Linked DNA regions of Homo sapiens: region 2 is linked to region 1. A link is an interaction called in ENCODE POLR2A ChIA-PET data of the cell type or tissue named here. Cell type or tissue: GM12878. All regions are shown on one strand. Each heading gives the region's core, and the rest is flanking DNA. Links, peaks and the distances in the headings are about the cores only. Region 1 has its middle 20 kb from the start of BOK. Region 2 overlaps PPP1R7 (protein phosphatase 1 regulatory subunit 7).

Evidence for each region. ChIA-PET counts read pairs that join two places held together with the same protein. Peaks named below come from ENCODE experiments on the same cell type or tissue, not always from the same donor. Only the 100,000 strongest peaks of a DNase experiment are listed, where the experiment ranks them.
Region 2: POLR2A ChIA-PET joins it to region 1 with 5 read pairs; 2 of 35 experiments call an interaction of 5 or more read pairs at or near these places.

Annotation. Positions count from the first base shown.
Region 1 is chr2:241,533,826-241,543,411 of GRCh38, forward strand. No RefSeq gene overlaps it. Among named protein-coding and RNA genes, the nearest start is that of BOK, 20 kb to the right of the region's middle. RefSeq lists an enhancer at 7,122-7,171 and silencers at 7,352-7,471, 7,482-7,671. In GM12878, for the core only: no CTCF peak of the experiment used is centred there; no DNase peak of the experiment used is centred there.
Region 2 is chr2:241,176,070-241,185,655 of GRCh38, forward strand. It overlaps PPP1R7 (protein phosphatase 1 regulatory subunit 7), which reads left to right. Exons shown (of 10, transcript NM_002712.3): 10 at 6,578-7,583. The coding sequence ends at 6,754. All of the region lies in intron 2 of LOC105373971 (a long non-coding RNA gene), which reads right to left. Among named protein-coding and RNA genes, the nearest start is that of ANO7, 7.8 kb to the right of the region's middle. In GM12878, for the core only: no CTCF peak of the experiment used is centred there; a DNase peak (open chromatin) is centred at 3,952.

The sequences.
Region 1 (9,586 bases), core at 1,164-9,163:
CTCCTGCCTCAGCCTGCCAAGCAGCTGGGACTACAGGCACCCGCCACCACACCCGGCTAATTTTTTGTATTTTCAGTACAGACGGGGTTTCCCCGTGTTAGCCAGGATGGTCTCGATCTCCTGACCTCGTGATCCGCCCGCCTCGGCCTCCCAAAGTGCTGGGTGGCATGAGCCACCACGCCCAGCCCCACCAGAGTATTTCTAAGCCCCTTGGGAAGGGAGGGTCTTTGGGTCCCTCTGGGGGCCTAGGTAGAGTAGGGTGCAGTGTTATCTGCTATAATATGCTTGTCTCTCTCAGTCTTTGCATTCCTTTTCTGCATCATGCCATATGGCATTTTAGCCATTTTGACCTCATTTAGAATGTGCCACCTTTGGATCCAGGTGCCAGCAGCAACGGGGCAGATGATGGGAATCCCTCCCCAGCACCCGGCCAAGAGTCCCGGCCCACCCAATGTCAACTTCTATTCTTTAATCTCAGCCCCAAATGACTGTGAATTCACAGGGCATTCTTCTAGCTCCAACTACATCAATGAGGGATAAACTAGAAAGAAGACATGGCTGGACTCTGGTATAGAAACGGATGAGGAACTCAAAGCAGTGGGCTGGGATTGCTGTGCTCTGTGTCTGGAAGCAGGCGACAGTGGCCTGGCGTCCAGCCTCAGCCGGCGGGGACCAATGTCCCACAGGAGGACGGGGTTCAAGCCCCACTGCAGAGATGAGGCTGAAAAGCCAAGCAATGAATGAAGGTATTAAGTCAGAGCCAGCAGGAACTGGAATTGAAATTGCTTCAGTCTTGGTGAGCTCAGTGGTAGGACTTGCTCCCTGGACAGGGCCAGACGGGACCAGGTGGACACTCCCTGGTGGGGTCTGCAGGGTAGAATGAGGGGTAGGGCCCCGGGAAAGGTGGCAGGAGCCAACGGGTGCAGCCCCAGAGGTTCTGAGTGGGCGTCTCTCAGTGCGCAGACTGAGACCCCAGGGACGCTGGGACCAGACGCAGGTGAGCTGGTGCGGGTCGGGGCTGCTTGCCACCCACAGTGTACTGCTGTGAACTTCACTCTGCCCCGCTGCATCCTGAGTCGACCCATCCCCCTCCAGACAGTGCTCTCAGGCCACCTCGGGTCGGTCAAGCCCATCAGCCTGGACTGGCTTTAAATGGCAGGGTCCTGACCTTGCTTCACCCAGGGAGGGTCACTGACCTCAGGATGGAACAAGAAGCACTTCTGGGCCCCTCTCTTCCTCTGCGGAAGTGGCCACAGCTGGGAGACTGACCCAAATCTGAGGCCTGTGCCTGGGTAACTGGCTTGGAGAATCACCATTAGCCCGGGCACCAGGAGGCCCAGGGTGGCTTACAGACAGTCTCATCTCACTCCAGGACAGACGCCCAGAGACTGCTGGGGGGCACTTCCTGAGATATTCACAGAGGGCCTATGACAGCAACTGGGTCCCCCAACCTTGGACAATTCCAGAGAAAATGTGGCCACACGTAGATCAGGCAGGCACTGGAAAAGGCACTGGGTTGAGAGTTTGGGGTGACAGTTTTGGAGGTGCGGAGGCTGCTGTTGTCTGCATCCCAAGGTCGTGGGGTTCAGACTGCAAAAGGGAACCCAAGAAACACTGTAGGAGCTGCAGGGCCTCGAGATGTGCTGGAGCCAATTCCCGGGGGTCTCGGGAGCCCAGCCTTAAATTTACAGGAATTCTGAGCTGGTTGTTAAAACACAGTCATTATTAAAAATTAATTATAAACACTTATAACCAAATGAGTTATATTTTAAAAACACAGATAATAAGAGGTGGGTGCAGTGACTCATACCTGTAATCCCGGCACTTTGGGAGGCCAAGGTGAGTGGATCATTTGAACCCAGGAGTTTGAGACCAGCCTGGACAACATAGTAAAACCCCATCTCTTAAACAATAAATTATCAGAGCATAGCAGTTCATGCCTGTAGTCCCAGCTACTCAGGAGGCTGAGGTGGGAGGATCACTTGAGCCCAGGAGTCAGAGACTGCAGTAAGCCGTGATGGTACCGCTGCATTCTAGCCTGGGAGTCTAGCTAAGTCAGCTGAGACGCTGTCTCAAACACACACACAAATACAAACATGGATAATAAATACTGGAAACTCATCACTTCCTAATTATTTTACTACATTTTTCTACTCTTGTTGTGTTTTACTCTAGTTTGGTCTAGGGTTGCTCTCTCTGGAGAGTGGACATAAAATCTAGCTCCGGGGGAGCTGGTGGTGGTGGGTGGGCACAGTGAGCTTTCAGGGACACTTCTTTATCCTGGCAGACGGCTTAATGCCTGGGGGCCTGACCTGTGACCAGGGGCTTGTTTACACCAGCAGGTGCCCTTGTGGCTCTGGTCTGACCTGTGTTGGGTTTATTCCTGCTAAGTGGTCCACTCTCTAGGAGAGCCCTAACTGGGAAAGAAGTTAGGTTCAGGTGTGTCAGTCAGGGGAGACACAGAGGAGCTGGCCCCACTAACACGTGAAGCTACAGAAGCAGTTTCGTGACTCAGATCCCAGAGGGAACAGGGCAGCAAACCTCGCAGGGCCAGTGGGAAGGAGGAAGCCTTCCGGGACACACATGTCAGCCAGCAGGTGGGAGCCGGACAGCGCGGGAGGGGCTGTGGCTGAGCCCTTTCCTGGGCCCCAGGGTCCTACCCAGGCAGGCTCCCCTTGGGGAGTTCCAACTAGCAGGTTTAACCCTTTTCCCATTTGCCCCAAGAATAGTCACCAACAGCGCTTGCGGCTGCAGCATTTACCCAGAGATAACTTTGCCACACAATATCTCACTTTCATTATTTTCACATCACTCTGGTATATTGACTTCGGAAACAAAAGACGTCACGATTCATAGCATTCTGGCTTTAGTAGTGATGTTTCCATTCACAAAATATAGTCATTCTCTATGGCTGAAAACCTCAAGTCCTAGAAAACACAGCATTCCTACACGTGATGTTAATATTGTCCTCAAACAGTTGTTGGCTGAAGATCCGTTTGATAAATTTTTCACAAATAGATTACTTTTTTTTTTTTGGAGATGGAGTCTCACTCTGTCACCCAGGCTGGAGTGCAGTGGCACCAGCTCGGCTCACTACAACCTCCGCCTCCTGGGTTCAAGCAGTTCTCCTGCCTCAGCCTCCCGAGTAGCTGGGACTAAAGGCATGCACCACCACACCTGGCCAATTTTTGTATTTTTAGTAGAGACGGGGTTTTACAGTGTTGGCCAGGCTGGTCTTCAACTCCTGACCTCAAGTGATCCACCCACCTCGGCCTCCCAAAGTGCTGGGATTACAGGCGTGAGCCACCACGCCCAGCCCCAGATGGATCATTCTAATGATTCAGATGATTTTGACGTTAGTTCTGTTTAGAAATAACTCCAAGAACAGTTTTTTCTTTTCTTTTTTTTGAGGCAGTGTCTCACTCTGTCACCTAGGCCGGAGTGGGATGGCACGAACACAGCTCACTGCCACCTTGACCCCCTAGGCTCAAGCGATCCTCCCACCTCAGCCCCCTGAGTAGCTGGGACCACAGGTGTGCACCACCACTCCTGGCCTCCAAGAATAGATTTATATTTTATTTTCACATTAAAAATTAGTCAGATTTGCTTCAGCCTCAAAGAGTATGTTTATGTAAAATTAAATGAGCGCTAGCAGGGAGCTGAATTTTTTTTTTTCTAAAATGGAAAAAGGTTAAAGCGAGTGGCCAAGTTTCATGAACTGTCGGAGCCTGTCCTGCTTCAGATACAAGAAAGTTGAACTCATGCCGAGAGTATCCGACTTATGATGGTTCAATTTAGGAATTTTCAGCTTTACAATGATGCTAAAGCAATATGCATTCAGTAGAAACTGTACTTTGAATTTTGATCTTTCCTGGGCTAGCCATACGTCCTACCATACCCATGGCAGGAAGCTGAAGCTCCGGGTCAGCCGCACCAGGCGGAGGGTAAGCGACTCACTCTGCAGGCCACTGTGTCCCCAGGTGAGTTTGCCCAGCTGCAGGCTGATGTTAGTGTTCTGAACACGTTTATGGAAAGCCAGGCTAAGCTATGATGTTTGGTAGGTTATGTGTATTCAATGCATTTTTGACTTGCGATATTTTCAACTTATGATGTGTTTATTGGGATGCAGCTTCATCGTAAGTCCAGGAGCATCTGTATGCAAAATGGATGCTTTATAGTTAACAATAATATCTCCTATAGCTTCAAATAGCCAGAAGGAGAATACTGAATGTTTCCAACATGAAAAAATGATAAATGTTTGAGATGATAAGCTAATTACCCTGATCTAATCACTATATATGTATGGAAACATCATTATGTACCCCATAAATTTATACAATTATTGTATCAATTAAAAAATAAAGTAAAATATGCCAGGCACGGTAGCTCACGCTTGTAATCCCATCACTTTGGGAGGCCGAGGCAGGTGGATCACCTGAGGTCATGAGTTCAAGACCAGCCTGGTCAACAGGGTGAAACCCAGTTTCTACTAAACATATAAAAATTAGCTGGGCATGGTGGTGCATGCCTGTAGTCTCAGCTACTTGGGAGGCTGCGGCAGGAGAACTGCTTGAACCTGGGAGGTGGAGGTTGCAGTGAGCCAAGATGGCACCACGCACTCCAGCCTGGGTGACAGAGCAAGACTCTGTCTCCAAAAAAAAGTAAAATAAAAGTATTTAAAATTGAAAGCTGGGGCAACATAAAATGATATGAATTCACTGCGATTACATCTGTGTCCCTAATGGGGAGTCCTGGCTGTGGGTCTGATGGGGGACACCCCTGGAAGGATGAGGATCAACCGCCTGGGGAGTAGGGAGGGAGGTATGCTTAAGTCATGGAAGCTGTTGGCAGATGCAGAATCCGTGACGTGATACGAGACTCACTGAAGGAACACGCCAGAAACACACATGTCAGGCCCAGAGGCGAAGGAAAAGCAAAGCGGATGTGCAGACACTGGGCTGACAAGGAGAGAGGTGAAAGCCAGGAGGGCCCAGGTGAGCCTCCTGGAGGGAGGAGTGGCCAAGCCAGAGGCAGGAAAGATGTCCCATGGGGAGAGAAAATCTTTCCACCAAATTTAAAGGAGTCAGAAAGGGGCTGCTGATTTAGGCTGCAAGGTTCAGCGTAAACGAAGGTGCAATTTCAGTGTTGTCAGAAACACTCTGAGGTGTGGGGTGGCAGCCACTTCCAACTTAGCCAGAGGCCCACCCAGAAGCTGAGGTTGGGGGTCACCACACAGGGCAGAGGCCACTTCAAGAGAGGGGCAGGGGGAGGGGGGCAGAGACTGGGCATTGTTCTGAGGTTTCAGTCACGGCCCACAGCCAAACGTAACATGCATTTCAACTGAGCGCTCAAGCACTCTGAGGAATTAGGAGAGTGGATGAGAGATTTAAAAATCCATGCTTGTGAGAGAATTCACATTTGTACAAAATTCACGTGCGGCTCTGAAACGTGTTTTTGCCAAACATCGTGCCCTGGATGTGTTCCCAGGTGTTTCTTCACGTTCCTAAAGGCCGTGTGACGTCCCCCATACCTGGAACAGAAAGGAAGTGGCCGTAGCCAGGCTCTGAATGTGCTGAGTGGGAAAGAAAGGTGCTGGGGGAGGAGGACCTGGACTTCACACTTAACAAGAAGGCTGGGATGTGGCCCACACCTCTCTCCTTGCCAGGCCATGCTGTGTGAGGGCAACGGTCTCCCAGGTGGGTAGATGATTAGGCCAAAGACAGAGGCTCGTCTGCTAGAGTTCAGATTCTCCCTTGGGGTCCCAGGGGCCTAGAGGAGGAGGGGAGGTGAAGCTGTTGTCTCTCTCCGCCTGTCCAGTCTGTCCTGTGGCATTTGAGTGGCAGCAGTGATGCTGTGACCTGGGTGCTGGGAATAGAATTCTGCCAGCCACCCCTGCTCTGGGCCTAGGCTGGAGGCCTCTGTGCCACCCAGTGGGCTTCTCCCACTTTGGGAGAGTCAGAGAAGCACCCCCTTCCAGGGGGCTCCCTCACAGAGAACACGGGGCGGGGGCGGTGAGCGGCTCGGGCTGTCTTTGGGCTTCACCTTCCTGGCCAGGTACTTTGCTTTCTCCCTGGGAGTGGGTTCCAGAAGGGAATCCCCAGGTTCCATGGGCCCTCAAAGAGGGGTGGGGTAGACTGCTGACTCTCCCCCAGGGGACCCCCAGTCACACAGTGGGCCCACCCATCTTGGCCATGAAGCCTGGTGGATCAAGAGAAGTGGGGGAGCTGAGGACAACATTGGGGGCTACAGGAGAAGGTCCTTTTGGGGAAAGTGACTCTGACAGCAGGTGTCAGAGCCCCTGGGGGTGTCCCTGGGATGCTCTGGCAGCTTTGCATCATCAAGGAGGATGCCCCCAACAAGGAGGTCTCACCGCCCCCTGGGTTGTCAGGTGAGCTCCTGGGGCAGAGGTGGCCCTGGGTCGTCCGACCATCCTGGTGTGGGCTCAGTCTGGACCCCTGGGGGTCTCTCCCACCCCGAGACTTTTATCCACCTCCCCACCAACTCACTCTGTACAGGCAAGCACTCCCCTCGCTGGGCCTGTTTCTCCTCTGTCCAATGGTGAGTGGGATTCTCCTTCAGCTTGTAAGTGGGAACTGTCCCCAAACCAGGGACACCCTGGGGGCTCCTCTGGAACTGGAAAGGCCGGAAGAGAAACTGGCTTTCTCTTCTGAGCCAAAGGACAATGTTCCTCCAGCAGCTGGGAGTCCACACCCCAGGCAGGCCTCGCCTTCCCACTTGTGATGCGGGGTCCCACCTCTGCAGCTTCGGGTGTCTGAGTCTGAGGCAGTGCTGAGGATGAGGTCACTCTGGAGGGTGGCCCGGGGTTCCAGGTATGGGTGCATTACCAGGCCTTTAGGAATGTGAAGGATCGCCTGGGAACATGCCCAGGACGCGACGTTCAGTGAAAAGTCATGTTTCAGAGCCACACACGAATCACATTTCCTTATCTCTGCACAGTGACCGTGGATTTTTAAATCTTTCATCCGCTCCCCTAATTCCCCAGAGTGCCGGGGCGCTCGGTTGAAATGCGAGTTGCGTTTGGCTGCAGGCCGTGACTGAAGCCTCAGAACAATGCCCAGTGTTTCAAAACAACATATTTGTGCAAAAAGAAGGCCTCCAGATCTCAGGAAGCGGGAAACAGCTGAAGAAAAAGAACGCCTGCGAAGGGAAAGGACAGGTGTCCCTGTGGGAGGACAGGGCCTGCCGTCCGTCGCTCGGCTGCAGGTGGGGCCCGGCCGCCCCAGATGAGCCCCGCTCCGCGCCCGCCCTGCTTGCACCCAGCCGGCAAGTCCACCGCTCGCTCGCGACGCCAAGGAAAGCAGCAGCCCCGGCGCCCACGGAGGACGACACCGGCCGCGGCCAGGGGCGGGGCGCGGCCATGAAAGGCGGGGCCAGGCGAGGGGCGGGGCCGAGGCGGGTGTGGTCGTGTGGGGCGGGGCCGCGGCGGGGGCGGGGCCTGTCACCAGGGGCGGGGTGAGAAGGGGCGTGGTCATGAGAGGACCGAAGAGAGGGGTGGGGCTGCCTCCGAGGCGAGGACCGTGCGGGGCCACGCGTGGGGGCGTGGTTGTTGGGGCGTGGCCGCTGGGAGGGGCGGGGCTTCTCTGCGCACAGGTGCGAAGCTCCCGGCTTCAAGAGCGCAGTAGCGGCCCCACAGGGCAGAAGTGCCCTTGTTGGAGACGGGTGCCTGGGGCAGGTGGGGGTACCCGAGGGTTTCCAGCCACAAGGAGGGGTGTGGACGATTGGGGGATTGGGGCCGGTGCGTGGTCCGCGCAGCCCTCCGTTCCCCAACAGCAGATCCCTGTCCCTCGGCCCCGTCCAGCATCTCGCTCTCCAGCCCCACTCTCTCCATCGGCAGAACCTTCAGAATGTGCCGCGGAAGGGAAGGGGCGCGGCCGGAGGGACCCCTGCCCCGCGATTCCGGCGCCACCTGACCTGCCGGGCACCGGGCACCGTCGTCCCCCGGCTCCAGGAGGGTCCTGTCCTCCTGCTTCATCGGCCCCAAGATTCCTCGGGTCACGACTCTGACCCCCGCTCCCAGGGCGCCAGGCGCGGACAGCGGGGAAGCGGCACCAGGGAAGCCCAGGGACGCAGGCTTCCGCTAGGCTGAGACGCGCTGACCAGCTGGGGCCCCGCTGGCCGGAGCCTCCGTTTCCCCCTCTGCAGAGCAGGCTTGGCCGAGGAGTAAGCGCGGCCGCTGCGGAGGGTTTGGCAGCGGGGACAGGGCTGCGCCCGGTGTGTGCGCGGACACCTGCCGCCCGTCCTCAGCGCCCGGTAGCCTCAGGCCCCAGCTCCGACCAGTGCGCCCTGACCTGTCCTGCCCTGCACGGGACGTCCGCCCCAACCCCACCCAACCCAACCCCCGAAGCTGTGTAACCCAGGGACAAGAGTCTGCCCCAAGGGGACGCCCAGCTCTGTCCAGTGTGCCCACCACTGTCTCCGGCGCCTGGCCAGCTGGGCGTAGAGTGGGCATCCCGTTCAGGGGCGAGATGGGTGAAGGACACAGGGAAGGCGCGTGCGGTGTGGCAGCCTGGGCCTCCCGGCCTCGCCAGACTATGGGAGACGGCTGCTGGGACGGACGGGAGTCAAGCTCTTCAGTGCCAGGACTGGACACTGTGTCTGCCACTCTGGGGCACTCAGCGTTTCCAAGTGGATGGCAACAGCGTCCCTCAGTGTCCTTCACAAAACCCTCCTGAGCCGGGACTCACCCTGTGCCCGCCTGGACTTGGGCCAAGCAGCCTGGCCCACATATCCCAAGAGGTTGCAGTGCTGGGCAGCACCCCAGGGATTCGGTCACTTCTCTGTCCTCACCAGAGGCAGCTCTTCATCTGATGAAGATGATTTTTTTTTTTCTATTTTTGGAGACAGTCTTGCTTTGTCGCCCAGGCTGGTGTGCAGTGGTGTGTCCTCAGCTCACTGCAACCTCCGCTTTCCAGGTTAAGAAATCCTCCTGCCTCAGCCTCCCGAGTAGCTGGGACTACAGGCATGCACCACCACGCCTGGCTAATTTTTCTGGTATTTTTAGCAGAGACAGGGTTTCACCCTGTTGGCCAGGCTGGTCTCGAACTCCTGACCTCGGCCTCCCAAAGTGCCGGGGTTACAGGCGTGAGCCACCACACCCAGCCCTGAAGCTGAATTTAAGTTTTGGGAACATTCAAACCCGTTTTGGTGATGCCCAGGTGCCTTCGGGTGCCTCCTAACTGGCTGCCCAGCCTCTGGCTCCCGCCCAGCCTCCTGGAGGCAGCCAACACCAACCCTGGTCACTAACTGGACTGCATCAGACCCCAGACCAAACACTGGCTTTACCTTCTGAGCCTAGACTCCTTGGCCCTCTCTGGCATGCAGACCCTGGCTGTGGGCTTGCGCAGGATGGCACTCTCCTTTGTAACTTGTTCCAAATGCAGAGCTTTAAAAACGCCCCTTCCCACTGAGCCAGCGGCTCCACTTTTGAGTGTTAGTGCTGAGAAAATGTCAGAGATGCACAATGATGTAGCTCAAATGTCACTGGGCTGTTTCAACTTAAATACGCAATGACATGAACAATTTATATAAGACATCCATCCCATGGAGTATGGCGCAGCCATCAAAC
Region 2 (9,586 bases), core at 471-8,470, 360 kb before region 1:
GTCTGGACCATTTTAAAATCTTTTGTAGAGACAAGGTCTCACTGTGGTGTCCAGGCTGGTCTCAAACTCCTGAACTCAAGCAATCCTCCTGCCTGGGCCTCCCAAAGTGCTGGGATTACAGGTGTGAGCCACCATGCCCAGTCAGTGCCTGAAACATATTTGAATGAGCAGAAGGAACATAGAAAAGGCTGGCCAACTGGGTGGAGGCCAGCTACAGATAACATTGGAAAATATGTTATCCACATGTGTCAGATGCAGGGCTAACATCCTTACATTAAAAACAGCTCACACCCAGGTACCACTTGAAAACTAGGGTGTTCACAGAGCAAGAAGTAACAGTTGCTTGTAAATACATAAAGCATTTCCTATCTCATTAATTTTTTTTTCTTTCTTTTTTTTTTTTTTGAGATGGAGCTTTGCTCCTGTCGTCCAGGCTAGAGTGTAGTGGCACGATCTCGGCTCACTGCAACCTCCACCTCCCGGGTTCAAGTGATTCTCCTGCCTCAGCCTCCCAAGTAGTTGGGATTACAGGTGGCTGCCACCACCATGCCTGGCTAATTTTTGTATTTTTAGTAGAGACGGGGTTTTGCCATGTTGGCCAGGCTGGTCTTGAACTCCTGGCCTCCAGTGATCTGCCTGCCTCGGCTTCCCAAAGTGTTGGGATTACAGGCGTGAGCCACTGTGCCTGGCCATATCTCATTAACTTTTAAAATCTACTAAAACAGTGAGATACAGTGTTATCTGTCAGGTTGGTGAAGACTCATAGAATGCAGCTGCAACCAGCCTGTGATGGCAGCAGGCACTCTCGTGACTACGGAGATAGCTGTGTTTCATACAAGTTTTCTGTAGGGCATTTAGAGCCTTAAAAATACCACATGCAGCTGGGCACGGTGGCTCACACCTGTCATCCCAGCACTTTGGGAGGCTGAGACGGGTGGGTCACCTAAGGTCAGGAGTTTGAGACTAGTCTAACCAATATGGTGAAACCCCATCTCTACTAAAAATACAAAAATGAGCCAGGCGTGGCGGCATGCACCTATAGTCTCAGCTACTGGAGAGGCTGAGACAGGAGAATTGCTTGAACCCAGGAGGCGGAGGTTGCAGTGAGCCAAGATCGTGCCACTGCACGATCAGGTCAGGAGATCGAGACCATCCTAGCCAACATGGTGAAACCCTGTCTCTACTAAAATACAAAAATTTAGCTGGATGTGGTGGCACGCGCCTGTAGTCACCACTACTCGGGAGGCTGAGGCAGGAGAATCGCTTGAACCTGGGAGGCAGAGGTTGCAGTGAGCCAAGATTGTGCCACTGCACTCTAGCCTGGCGACAAAGCTAGACTCCACCTTAAAAAAAAAAAAATCATAGAGAGCTTCCTAACCAAGATTTAAAAATCAGTGAAAAAAGAAAGAATAGGTATATCTAATTTTATAAAGCGTATGTATTTTGCATGATGAAAGAGTCCATTGGTCGCCTGAGAGGTTAAGGTTAAGGTTATTTTCTATGACATACAAAAAGTTCTTTAAAGTGAAAGAAAGCGATTCAATAGAAAAATAGGTGGAGGATAGCAATACACAGTTCACCAATATGATGCATCCCGCCCCTGCCATACGCGACTTGTTTCAAGCTGACATCCAGGGCCTGGAGGGTGGGCTGAGACCAGCACTGCCCTGCTCAGGCCCCCACCCTCTTCCCAGTAATCCAGGGGAAAGGTAGCATCACAGTGACCAAAGGCAGTAGCCAGGGGAGGAGAAACATTTGGCAGGAAAGTTTCCACCCTCATGGTGTCTGATGCCGGCATGGAGCCCATCTGCCCACTGCCCTGCTGGCACAGGGGCTTCCCCAGGACCCTCCCAGATGCTCTGTTGGCAGATGCTGCCCGCTCGTTTAAGCCAAGTGATGCCATTTAAATTACATTGCAGGCCTGCTCCATGCCACAGCTGTGCTTCCTCAGCCCTCTTGATGGAATGCTTTCCTGTAGGCAGCGCCCTGCACAAGCAGCCTGTGCCAGCTTGGCACCCCTGACCCAGGGCTGTCTGGGTGTGAGCTGCAAGGAGCGGGGGGCACAGGTAGGGGCTGCTCGAGGAGAGGCTGTGTGCCTCCCTCCCAGCATGTGTGCCTGGCCTGGGCCCACTTTCTGCTCCCCTTCAGTCTAGTGATGGCCATTTCATTAGGTTTCAGTTGCATTCCTTTAATTACAGATGAGTCTAACCCTGGCGCCTCTGTTTTCAACCACTTTGTCCTTTTGTTCCCTCTTGATACTTTCTGCTAGCTTTAGTCCAGTGCATTTTCCCTTTTATTATTAACTTATAGAGATTCTATCAATGAATGATACTAAACCTTAGTATGTCATCTGTGTTGCAGATACTTTACTTTGTCACTGGTCTTCAGCTTTTTTTTTTTTTTTTGAGACAGAGTCTGGCTCTGTCACCCAGGCTGGAGTGCAGTGGCGTGATCTCGGCTCACTGCAAGCTCCACCTCCTGGGTTCACACCATTCTCCTGCCTCAACCTCCCGAGTAGCTAGGACTACAGGTGCCCGCCACCACGCTCCGCTAATTTTTTTTTTTTTTTTTTAGACGGAGTCTGGCTCTGTCCCCCAGGCTGGAGTGCAGTGGCGCAATCTCCGCTCACTGTAACCTCCGCCTCCCGGGTTCAAGGGATTCTCTTGCCTCAGCCTCCCGAGTAGCTCACCATCCCCACGGACAGCTCTCGATGTGGCCGTGCCTGTGTCTGGCAGCCTCACCATCCCCACGGACGGCTCTTGATGGGCCGTGCCTGTGTCACGCATCTCCTTTGTTAAACTGTCATGGAGATTTTCAGAAAATAAGTGATTTTTACATTCTACCAGTTGTTTATGAAATGTATCTTAAGAATTCTACCCATCTTTTGCTTAAAACATTACTGAGTTTGGGGTAATTAATGTGAATTTTCTATAATATCAGCCAAAAAAATTGTGAAGGGAAATACAGGTATCCTATGTATGTATATGCAAAATACACAGATAGAAAACCCCATAAATACAAAATGCAAGTTTGGGTTCCAAAAACCAAAAGAGTCTGCCAGGAAAACGTCAGCCAAGAAGATGTTCTCTAGCAGAATCCCAGCCGTTGGTTCGGGCAAGGGATCAGCTGCTGAGATTACTGGGAAGGATGTTGAAGAAGGGATGTTTGCACACAGGCCCAAGGATCATGCCACAGAGAACTCGCTAATTGCAAAGGGAAAGCATGTTCCCAGAGTCATCTGGGGTCACCAGCTGATCTGCATGATAAAACTTAGCATCCCTAATTGTGGGACCACCTGAAGTGCTGTGTCCCCAGTGTGAGTCATCTGTGCAGTATACCTACCAAAAATGTTTAGTCTGATCTAACCAAGCATTCATACCTAACTTTGAGTTTATGGGAAGTGTAAGAGCTAGAAGAACAAGCTAAATGACAGTGAGGGATACTTTACAAGACAGTTCTTCAAGAAGCCAATTTTAGTTTTTAAAAAACAGTGTGAGAAGGACATGGGAGGTGCTCAAGATTAGAAGAGACTGAAGTGGTCCCTCTGGGGGAAAGGAATGTGCCCGCGCTCCCCAGCCAGGCTCCCTGACAGCCCCAGTGTGCAGAACTTGATAAGAGAAACATAAGGTCATCTTTTTTCCATGATGAGTGTAACATCTTTGCCCCATCCTGGGATTCAGGAGCCTCTGGAATGTCTATGGAGACAGAGTCTCATACAAGTGAATGTTTTTAGTTCCATTTTGGAAAAATGCAAAGATAAGAATCTCTGAAAGTTACCAGTATCAAACACATTATTTACACATTATTTACAATGCACCATTGGTGGTGAGTAGAATTCCCCGTGTTAGGTTTACTAAGTCCTGGAGAAAACTGCTCTGAGATTGGCAGTGCTATGGAAAATTACAACATCTGCAATTTATAAAGATGGTCCGCCCATCTAGACTAATAATGACATTGGAAAATGCTGTGATGTGTGAGACAAGAAGCATCTGGTGTGTGACAAACACAAATACATCACATATCGAGAAAGAAGGAGGTGACACAGCTTGAAGACCTCCCACGCCAGAGCTGAAAGCCTGAGTCAACTGCCAGTGGTGTTTTGAATCATTTTTTAAATAGACTATGCTACAAGAAAATCTTACTTCTTCCAAACAGTGTGATATTGCTACTTTCATTAAATGAATGTCCTTTTTGTGTGTTTTGTGGTAGAAGTGGTTAAGGCAGTGGTGTTCAGTCTTTGGGCTTCCCTGGGCCACACTGGAAAAAAGAAGAATTGTCTTGGGCTACACATAAAATACTCTAACGATCGCTGGTGAGCTAAAAAAAAAAAAAAAAAAAAAAGTGAAAAAATCGCAAAAAAATCTCAAAATGTTTTTAAGCTTACAGATTTGCGTTGGGCCTCATTCAAAGCCATCCTAGGCCATTTACAGCCTGCAGGCCGTGGGTTGGACAAGCTTGGTTTAAGGCGTGTGTGTGCATCATTTTCGTGACTCTCCACTTTAAGGGGCTCTTTCTGTTAACTGACCAGTGACCGGCCAATCACAGGCCTGGCAGGTGGATGGCTTCCCCTGTAATTCTAGTGTTGCAGGCTCTGCACTGGCCACACAACCAGCGGGGCGGTGCGAGTGTAGTAACAGAGTAGCATTTAAGAAGGTACGCTCACGTCCCGTCCACATGGAGGCACTGGTCGGGACAGCAGCAGCAGGGCACCAGCCCTGGTGGTGCAGCTCCTCCCAGCAGGTGTCAGTCCCTCTTCAAGGGCTAAGCTCTAGGATTTGGAATTCTTGGTTTCCCAAGGCTGGTACGCACTAGTCCCACAAAAGGTTCTGTGAAAATAGGGTCCCTCAGGCCAGGCGCAGTGGCTCACGCCTGTAATCCCAGCACTTTGGGAGGCTGAGGCGGGTGGATCACTTGAGGTCAGGAGTTCAAGACCAGGCTGGCCAACGTGGTGAAACCCCATCTCTACAAAAATACAAAAATTAGCCGAGCATGATGGCGAGTGCCTGTAATCCCAGCTACTTGGGAGGCTGAGGTGGGAGAATCGCTTGAACCCAGGAGGCGGAAGTTGCAGTGAGCAGAGATTGCCCCATTGCACTCCAGCCTGGGCGACAGAGCGAGACTCCCTCTCAAAAAAAAGAAAATAGGGTTCCTCAAACAGGCAAACCTGTGAGATGCACGTTATATTCCTCTCTGGGAAGCCCCTGACACACGGTAAGTTACTAAAGACAGCCTGGCTGTGACAGTGGACCTGGTGCAAAACTAGCCCTCCTGCCACAGACAGATAGAAAAATATGAAACAACTCTATTCAGGCAGTGGACAGCAGGCAGCACGCACCTGCAGGCTCTGAGGAGGGAGTTCCAGCGCGAGCCCCGTGATCACCCCACTCCTTACCTGGGATGTTTCCCAAGCAGAACACAGTACTTCTGAGTGGAAGAGGCAGAGATCAACATCTCTGGCAGCTAGAGTGTGCCAGACAGGGCCCCAGAGAGAAGGGGAGCTGTGCAGAGCAGAGGTCCAGAAGTCCATGCAGGGACCCCCCAGTCGGACCACAGCTGTGGGCAGGGCAGTGGGCAGTGTGGGCCCCAGAGTAGAACGCCCCTGCTTGCCTTCCGTTCCACATGGACAGTTCCCTTCCTAACTTCCCTGTAAAAGGAGTCGAAGTCTGTCACCCTATAACGAGTGCCCCTGCCTGTGCCCATTGTAGGTTCACAGTCAAGTCCAGCTGCCTCTTCAGGAGCAGTGCCCGTGCTCTTGCCACCGCGGTTTGCCTGGCAGGCCCTGAGGCCGGGCAGCTCTGAACATGTGATTTCTACACACAGGGTGTTTGAAAGGGAGGGTCAGACCAACAGGGTTTGAAGCTGGACTGGCTCCCCTTGTTCTGGAGATGGCACCACTGCACTCCAGCCTGGGCGACAGAGCGAGACTCTGTCTCAAAAAAAAAAAAAATGCAAGAGAACTCTTCCTGCCAAAGGCAGGTCCCTCCAACTGGGCATGGCAGGGCCAAGATGGTAAAATGTAGCCTGCAACTCAGACCTCTGAATCCCACCTGCTCACGATTTGTGTCCCTGCACTTGGTATTGGGTGAAAGCAGCAGCTGGGACTTCCTTGTGGAGAGAGCCATAGAGGTAATTTACAGAAGAGTTGAGAGTTTTAAGTAGAGCGGCCTCTGTCTGCTGTGTCACAGTGATGGCGCAGAGTGCAGCCTTGGGAATGATGGCTGAGAACTGGTTTGTAGAAAGTGCAGCCCACCCTGCTTTGACACTTGCCTATGGACAAGTGTAGCAGGCAGGTGGCCAGAACTGCTTTGTCCTTCCTCTGCTGACCTGAATGTGGACTTGGCCCCGTCATAGTGACTGGCCCAGGGTTGGCTATGGACAGGTAACTTGTACTTGGGATGCAGCTGAAGGTGGCCAGGATGCACCAAGAGGCCATGGAAGGTCCCATGAGGTGCCAGGGAAGACCCACACCTGCTCGCCATCTTCTGAGTGGGAAGGAGGAGGGTGGCTAGTGGACCCCACCAGAGTCGAGGGCTGGGCTGTTTGGTTCTAAAGGCTTTTCTGCTGTGTGTGTCCCCAGATGAACGACAATCTCCTTGAGAGCTGGAGCGACCTCGACGAGCTGAAGGGAGCCAGGAGCCTGGAGACAGTGTACCTGGAGCGGAACCCCTTGCAGAAGGACCCCCAGTACCGGCGGAAGGTCATGCTCGCCCTCCCCTCCGTGCGGCAGATCGATGCCACGTTCGTCAGGTTCTGAGTCCTTCTTGGCTCCTCATGTGGTCCCTCTCCTCGGAAGAACTGCCCAGCCACGGGTTTTTAACCCACCTGTTGCTCCTGAGGTCGTCACTATATCAACAGTCACAAACCCAATGGCAATAAAGGCACTGACGATAGCTGGCGCGCGCGACGTCACACACCATTTTCAGATGCCGTTGCAATTAAATCTTGCCACACTGTCCTCCTGGGTGATTGTTGACAGTTATTGTAGCCACAGAGAGAACATAAGACACGTTGCGTTCATTCGCTAGAAATCCCTGTTTCCTTCTCTCAGAAGGCAGTCACAGTCCCTACCTGAGTCGTGTGAAACACAGGGCCTGAGAGTGCTTTACAGGCATTCACGTGCTGTCCGAGTGGCATTCGGGGGCTGGCCTAGCTGGCCCTAGTCCTGGTGTGCAGGGTTCAGGCAGTCTTGACCTGCAACAACCGAGGTTTTTTAGTCTTTTAACCCAGCCATTTTCAATTTTTTAAAAATTAGGTAAGTTAAAAAAGCTGGGTAAAAGCTGACTCAGCCCTGTGTGCTTGTGTTCCTTAGAGCTCTCCTTCAAAGAGCGCCGGGCAGGGCTGACTGTTTTCACGTGTGCCCGTCAGTTCTCGCCACATCCCTTGCCTGTGGGTGAAAGCTCAGGTGTGGGGAGGGTGTCCTGTGTCCCACACGGTGCTGTGCTGCTGCCAGAATACGAGTCCCATTGAGCCTCTCCAAAGACGGCCTCCAAGGATCTGAACTCTTGGCCACTGGTATAGTGGCCTCCTGTTCTCACCCCATTGTTATTTTGGCTTTTTTAATATAAAATGTACATTGACAGACACCCGAAGTCTGGATTTAATGCTACCAGGGCATCGTCACCTCCCAGGGTCTCAGATTTCTCCTCCTGCAGAATGAGGGCCACATCATGTGGTCACCAAGGTCCCTTCTGCCTCCGGGACTCTAGACTCTAGAACCGTCTACTTGAGGAACCAGGACTCTAGAACCGTACTGTCCAATGTGGGCGAGGCTGCAGTGAGCCATGATTGTACCCACTCCAGCCTGGGTGACAGAGGGAGACCCTGTCTCAAGTTTTAAAAGGCTCCAAATTAATACCCAGCCATCTGTTCTTTAACAGACATTTTTACAAACATACAAAAAATGTGGAAGTGATGAGGAAAGGTATGCTAAATCCAGCACAATCCTAATCAAAATGCCATTTGATTTTTTTTTTTTTTAAGGAGTCATTCTCTGTCACCCAGGCTGGAGTGCAATGGCGCAATCTCAGCTCACTGCAGCCACCACCTCCCAGGTTCAAGCGATTCTCCTGCCTCACCCTCCCTAGTAGCTGGGATTACAGGCACCCGCCACCACACCCAGCTGATTTTTGTATTTTTAGTAGAGATGGGGTTTTGCCATGTTGCCGGGCTGGTCCCAAACTCCTGACCTCAGGTGATTCGCCCACCTCAGCCTCCCAAAATGCCGGAATTACAGGGGTGAGCCACCGCACCCAGCCACCATTTGATTTTTTGAGACACATTAAATTCTAAAATTTAATTTTTTTTCCTTTTTTTTCTGAGACAGAGTCTCGCTCTGTCGCTAGGCTGGAGTGCAGTGGCGCGATCTGTGCTCACTGCAAACTCCGCGTCCCGGGCTCAAGCGATTCTCCCGCCTCAGCCTCCTGAGTAGGTAGGACTACAGGCACATGCCACCACACCCAGCTAATTTTTATATTTTTAGAAGAGACGGGGTTTCACCATGTTGGCCAGGATGGTCTTGATCTCTTGACCTCATGATCCACCTGCCTCTGCCTCCCAAAGTGCTGGGATTACAGGAGTGAGCCACCGTGCCCGGCTTTTTCTTTTTCCTTTTTTGGCGAACAGGGTCTTGCTATATTGCCCAGGCAAGTCTCAAACTCCTAGGCTCAAGCTGTCCTCCCACCTCTGCCTTCCTAAAAGCTGGGATTATAGGCATGAGCTACCGTGCCCGACAAATTCTAAAATGTATATGGAAGAAAAAAGTCAACATTGTGATTCAATTCATTTTGAAAAAGAGCTGGGAGAGACGCTTTCCTACCAGATCCTGAGTGCTGCAAACCCACAGTGAGAGTGTGGGGGGAGGCCTGACCTAACAGCACCAAGACAGGGACACCTCAGCAGGAACCCAGGGGACTCGGGGACTGGGAAAAGTGTCCGGGGGTCGGGGAGGGGTGGACAGTGTCCTCATGATGTTGGCAGAGTGCACTATGTGGAAAAATGAACACTGCCCCTCCCTGGCATCACACACAGGATAGGCTCCAGAGCAATTGGTGATTCATGGGCGGTGGTGAAATAGGAAATCAGTAGAAAATAATGTGGGAGACTGGGCATGGTGGCTCGTGCCTGTAATCGTAGCACTTTCGGAGGTCAAGGCGAGTGGATTGCTTGACCTCAGGAGTTCAAAACCAGCCTGGGTAACACGGTGAAAACCCATCTCTACTTTAAAAAAACACAAAACTTAGCCGGGCGTGGTGGCAGCCACCTGTAGTCCCAGCTACTCGGGAGGCTAAGGTGGCAGAATCGCTTGAACCCGGGAGGCAGAGGTTGCAGTGAACTGAGATCTCGCCACTAGCACTCCAGCCTGGGCGACAGAGTGAGACCCTGTCTCACACCCCCAAAAAAGAAAAAAGAATGTGGGAAGGCGGATATGTGAGCTAGCAGTAGAGAAAACTCCCCAAGGCCGGGTGCGGTGGCTCATGCCTGTAATCCCAGCACTTTGGGAGGCCGAGGTGGGCAGATCACAAGGTCAGGAGTTCGAGACCAGCCTGGCCAACATAGTGAAACCCCGTCTCTACTAAAAATACAAAAA